Regions from separate parts of the Homo sapiens genome. Here region 1 is linked to region 2. A link is a contact called in ENCODE POLR2A ChIA-PET data. All regions are on one chromosome and are shown on one strand. Each heading gives the region's core, a stretch centred on a gene start or an enhancer-like site at or near the end of the contact. The rest is flanking DNA. Distances are from core to core; before and after follow the strand shown. Region 1 has its middle 5.4 kb from the start of CYP3A7-CYP3A51P. Region 2 holds the start of ZNF789 (zinc finger protein 789).

The links. ChIA-PET counts read pairs that join two places held with the same protein, here RNA polymerase II (POLR2A).
Region 1: POLR2A ChIA-PET joins it to region 2 with 11 read pairs in RWPE1. The contact joins the enhancer-like site here to the promoter of ZNF789 in region 2. POLR2A ChIA-PET finds 5 or more read pairs at or near these places in 4 of 52 experiments (HCT116, MCF 10A, PC-9 and 1 more).

What each region holds. Positions count from the first base shown.
Region 1 is chr7:99,739,108-99,742,178 of GRCh38, forward strand. No RefSeq gene overlaps it. Among named protein-coding and RNA genes, the nearest start is that of CYP3A7-CYP3A51P, 5.4 kb to the left of the region's middle. RefSeq lists enhancers at 641-1,153, 993-1,011, 2,336-2,354. Within about 2 kb of position 1,549, at least 2 of the 41 ENCODE cell types and tissues checked have a DNase peak (open chromatin) inside an H3K27ac peak, as active enhancers do.
Region 2 is chr7:99,471,432-99,474,347 of GRCh38, forward strand. ZNF789 (zinc finger protein 789) reads left to right here and starts at 1,459. Exons shown (of 5, transcript NM_213603.3): 1 at 1,459-1,625. RefSeq lists enhancers at 699-858, 1,079-1,168, 1,459-1,748.

The DNA.
Region 1 (3,071 bases), core at 299-2,798, 270 kb after region 2:
AGGGCATGTGGCAAGCACTAAATATTAAAGAATCAAAATCCTTGTCCTGATGAAGCTATCTCTCTAATAGGACAAAGAGATACTAAACAGTGACAAAAATAATACTGAATTACAAATTGGGAAAAATGCTATGAAGTAAAAGAACCCTTTACTTAAGCTCCCAGTGATATCAGACACAGTTGATCCTTCTTTCTTTCCTTAAACTCTCTCTCTCTTTGAAAGACATGAATACAACAGAATCAACAAGACTTGACAGATGGGAAGTGTGAGACCTTGGATATTCCTGGATCTGTTTCCTCATCTGTCCATGGGGGAAATTGACCAGAATTGGCCTATGAAGACCAAGGTCCTCCTTGTCCCAATCAGAAGACCCCTGCAGGACTGCCTGCCTCTCAGCCTCTGTGTCCCTCTAGGAGTTTTGAAGACATTCCCTGTCCTCTATTCTCATTCTCTTATAGATCACTTAGGGTCCACCAGGTCTTCCAGCCCAATCAAAGACCAACAGCTCCTACAGGCAGGAGAAGAGCAAAGGTGGGATAGGATGCAACTGGGAGAAGATAACCACCCATTTAGGCCCTGAACTTTAAATTATGGATGGGTTTCTTAACTGAGATTGCAGTGAAAGGGTTTCACACATTCTCACACCCACTCACACTCAGCTTTTACTCAAGGAAATGATAGTGAATACGTGTCATGCTAAGTATTTACCCTGCATTAACTGATTCAATCTGTCTAACAACCCATGGTATTGATGTTGTTATGATCCCTATTTTACAGATGAGCAAACTAAGCCACAGGAAGGTTAACTGACCCATCCAAGGTTACGTCACTAATTGCTCTAGCAGAGCCAGGATTCATATGTAGATTCTGTAGCTGGAGAGCCCAGGGTCATAATCTTTTGACATAAGCCCAGCCTTGCCCAAGGACACACAGAGTTAGTGGGGAACTAGCAATGCAGCTCAGGCCTTCTGAATGGGTAGTGGCCAGAGCTCTGTCCCATATGCTGGGACAAAATGAAGTCCCAAAGCAAACTTGTCAGTGAGGACTGGGGTGAAGCAATGTCCTTTCTTCTCCCTGCCTGCCCTTGCCCTGAAGTATATGCACTTCTGTAGACTTTACAACAAAAAAGAAGAGGAGCTCTCTCTCTCCTGCCACCTTGTGAAGAAGGTGCCTTCTTCCACTTTGCCAACTGCCATGATTGCAAGTTTTCTGAGCCTCCCCAACCATATGGAACTGTGACTCAATTAAACCTTTCTTTGTAAATTAAAAAAAAAGAAGAGGAGGAGGACTTAATCATAACTGTTTTCTTTCTACTCTATTCTGGAGTGTCTATTTCTTGATAAAGTAACCACCAACATCTCCATGGCACTTCATAATTTATACAGTTCTTTCCCAACTCTCCTAATATCAGCAAGAAAACTTTGTAAGATGAGTAGTATTAGGATGATTTAACTCATGCTTTATAGATGTGGAAACAGATAGTTAGAAATAGACTTCAGACGTGACTAAGCCATGAAGCCAGGGCATGGAGCAGGACATTGTGATTTCAAATTGCATCAGTGGTGTTCTTGCTGGGATTCCAAGAAGGCTCCTAAAACAACTTGGCAGGTTGTGTCAGCCACACATGAGATAAATATTTCTCTCTACACCTCCCAGCACACTGCCAGTGTAGTTATAAAATGCTACAGAGCTGGTTATGACCATGAAAACAACATGTGCATCCTACACTTTACTAAATTGTGTATTCAGTGAGCTCATGTTTCAGCAGAAAGGGGAATGTTGCAAATAATTCTGACATGTCACAATCAGAATCATTTGTGTTTCCAGGAAAGCAAAAAGTAAAAGGTGATGAAACCAACATGTAAAAGAGAAATCAAAGAATATGAGGCAAATTTCAGAAGAGCACGTGGAAGGGAATTAATGAAACAGGAAATTGGTGAAGGAAATGAAGATTGTCATGAGATGTGTTACAAAACATCAGCAAAACCTACACCATTTCTCATACTCCTTATTTCAGTAACCTCCTAGCTTCTTTTGCCTACCCTGGGCAGTACTTATCCAGGGAATTCCCTACTCAGCCACCAGACAGCATCTCAAAAAACATGGAATCTTAAAGCATGCTTCCTTGGCTTCAGTCCCTGCAACTGTTCCTATCACTCACAGGATAAAATCTAAGTATATCTAGGAAGTAACACAAGACCCTTTCTCATCTGGCCACTGTTAGCTTCTTCAGCCTGTCTCAGTCCACTTCTCCAACTGTACACGGTGTTTTAAGCAAATGGTGCGATTGGCTACTCCCCAGGCTCTGCAAAAATGATGTGTTCGTGTCTCCTTGTGTCCACACAAGCTGTTCTTTAGCATAGACTGGGTCCAACCCAGCTTCCATCTGGTGCATTCCTAACCATCCTTCAGGAGTCAACCAGGGCATCATCTCCCCAACAAGCCTCTTTCATGACCACAGCAAGCAAATGCTGGAGAGGGTCCCGCTGGTGCTTTCTCACAGTTTTAACAGCTGGACACACAGTGGCTGTCATCCCGGGATGCTCACAGAATTCACATGCATGAGGAGCTTTTAAAAACCACAGATTCACTGTGTGTGGAGGCACAAAACTGTAATCTCAGCACTTTGGGAGGCTGAGGCAGGCAGATCATGAGGTCAGGAATTTGAGACTAGCCTGTCCAAGAGATCACAATGGCCTATATTGTAAAACCCCGTCTCTACTAAAAATACAAAAATTAGCCAGGAGTGGTGGTGGATGCCTGTAATCCCAGCTACACAGAAGGCTGAGGCAGGAGAATCACTTGAACCCAGGAGGTGGAGGTTGCAGTGGGCCGAGATCAGGCCATTGCACTCCAACCCCAGCCTGGGAGACAAAGCAGGACTCCAACTCAAAAAACAAACAAACAAACAAACAAACAAACATAAAACCCACAGGTTCCTGGGCCTACCAGAAATGAGAAAGGGTTGCCTAGGAGCCTAACAATGAGGAGGCAGGGACCATTGAGGGCCATCTGGAGAGACTCCAAAGTGTCCCATCAATCCAGTTACATGAAAAAGAAGGCATCACACC
Region 2 (2,916 bases), core at 209-2,708:
AGAGAGGGGAACAACACACACCTGGGCCTTTTGGGGAGTCGGGGGTAAGGGGAGGGAACTTAGAGGATGGGTCAATAGGTGCAGCAAACCACCATGGCACATGTAACAAACCTGCACGTTCTGCACGTGTATCCTGTTTGTTTTGTTTTGTTTAGAAGAAATAAAAAACAAACAAAACTTGGGAGGCCAAGGCAGGCGGATCACTTGAGGTCAGGAGTTCGAGACCAGCCTGGCCAAAATGGTGAAACCCCGTCTCTACTAAAAACACACACACAAAAAAAATTAGCCGGGAGTGGTAGCGGGCGCCTGTAGTCCCAGCTACTCAGGAGGCTGACGCAGGAGAATGGCGTGAACCCGGGAGGCGGAGCTTGCAGTGAGCCGAGATCGCGCCACTGCACTCCAGCCTGGGCGAGAGCGAGACTGTCTCAAAAAAAAAAGAAAAAAAATTAACCCCTTACTCACATTAAAACTGTATTTTGGGGGTAATTTACATAAGCCACACAATTATCCTTTTAATTAAGATCTAATATTCTTTTTTTTTTTTTTGAGACAGAGTCTCGCTCTGTCGCCAGTCTGGAGTGCAGTGGTGGGATCTCGGCTCACTGCAAGCTCCGCCTCCCGAGTTCAAGTGATTCTCCTGCCTCAGCCTCCCGAGTAGCTGGCACTACAGGCACGCCGCCACCATGCCCAGCTAATTTTTTTTTTTTTTTTTTTTTTTTTGAGACGGAGTCTCGCTCTGTCACCCAGGCTGGAGTGCGGTGGCGCAATCTCGGCTCACCGCAACCTCCGCCTCCCGGGTTCAAGCGCTTCTCCTGCCTCAGCCTCCCGAGTAGCCGGGGTTACAGGCAGGCACCACCATGCCCGGCTAATTTTATTTGTATTTTTAGTAGAGACGGGTTTCTCCATTGTTGGTCAGGCTGGTATCGAACTCCCGACCTCAGGTGATCCACCCGCCTCGGCCTCCCAGAGTGCTGGGATTACAGGCGTGAGCCACCGCGCCCGGCAATTTTTTTGTATTTTTAGTAGAGAAGGGGTTTCACCATGTTGGCCAGGATGATCTAAATCTCTTGACCTGATCCGCCGGCCTCTGCCTCCCAAAGTGCTGGGATTACAGGCGTAAGCCACCGCGCCTGGCCCATTTTTCTTCTTTTATCTGATAACCTTACTCCCCTCCACAAACACACAGCCAAAGAAACGAATTGTGTCGCTCTTGAATCATAGAATAATTCTAAATTATGTTACGATTAAACAGGAGGGGCGGGGCCCTGTCCATCACGTGACTCTCTCGGTGCTGTCTCCGGCCGTTGATTGGCCTGGGCGGGGAGGGCGGCCGTTGATTGGTTCGGGCCCACTCGCGCGGGCGCCACTCTCTTTGTCTGACAAGAGAGTCGTGAAGCCTCCGCGGTCCTAGAGGGGCCGCTGGCTGGGACGCTTCGCTCGGCGCGCGCAGGTGGAGCCAGCGAGAGGCTCTGAGGCTGCCAGAGTGGTTGTGTCTGTTCCTCCGGTAAGGGGTGATTCGCCGAGGGGCGCGGACCAGACAGACCTCGGGTCAGGCCCGGGAACCCCGAGAGGAGAGCCCAGCCCCTGGTGGAGGCGGCTTGGCGGAGATTCGGAGCCGTCAGCAGGTTTGGGGAGAAGGAAACGAGTGTTGTGGGGGGCGTGGGTGCGGGGGGTAGGCCACTGCGCACACCCCCGGCTCGCAGGGGACGCTCCGGGTTTGTGCGGCGGCTCTCGGGGCCTGTGGCACCAGCTTTTGAGTATTTTTGGCGGTGTCAAGTCTTCGGCAGCGAGAGGAGCAAAGTCCGAAGAATGAATGGATGGTGAACGCCTGGACTTGGTTTTGTTAGAGTGGGAGATGAGCCGTGGTTGTTAGTGGAAGGTGTTCACGTGATTGTGAAGCGGCATTTTGGATTTTGTCAAAAGTTAACAGTCCCCTCCAGTTAAAGTTTTAAGAGTTTATTGTGCATGCAGAGGAACAGCTGGCAAATTGTTCCAATGGCAGCTTGGAAAGCTAAATGAGGAAGTGCAGTGATCTTGATTGTAATTGGCCATTATCAACTTGCATTCCTTCTAGGGTAAGTCGAGCTGGATCAGCCTCGCATCTGTAGCTGATTGGTTCAGTTTATCATGCGGACGAGAAAAAAGCTTCTTTCCTGGTCAGCGCACACTTTTCAGGGAAATAAGGAATTGTTGTTGCTGTTGTGTTTGAGACGAAGTGTTACTCTGTTGCCCAGTTTGGAGTACAATGGGCCAATCTCGACTCACTGCAACCTCCAACTCCCGGGTTCAAGCGATTCTCCTGCCTCAGCCTCTCGAGTAGCGGGGACTACAGGCACGCGCCACCATGCCCGGCTAATTTTTGTATTTTTAGTGGAGACTGGGTTTCACTATGTTGGCCAGGCTGGTCTTGAACTCCTGACCTCATGATCCGCCCGCCTCGGCCTCCCAAAGTGCTGGGATTTACAGGTGTGAGCCACCACGCCCGGCCTGTTGTTTTTAAGAGAGACAGGGTCTTGCTCTGTCACCCAGGGTGGAGTGTAGTGGTGCCATCATAGCTCATTGCAGTCTCCAACTCCTGAACTCAAGGGAGAAATCAATGTATTTTAAATGCCTTACATGGCTGTGGGTGGTTGGCCTAGGGCCGTACCCAAAACATGGACTCCATTTAATTTTTCATTAGCAAGTCTGACATTCAGATGCACAGCCTTCACAAACACATTCAGTAAATATAGTGCAGGGGTGTCCAATCTCTTGGCTTCCCTGGGCCACATTGGAAGAAGAATTGTCTTGGACTACACATAAAATACACAAACACTAAAAATAGCTCATGAGCTAAAAAAAAATCGCAAAACAATTTCATAAGGTTTTAAGAAAGTTTACGAGCCGGGCGCGGTGGCTCACGCCTGTAATCCCAGC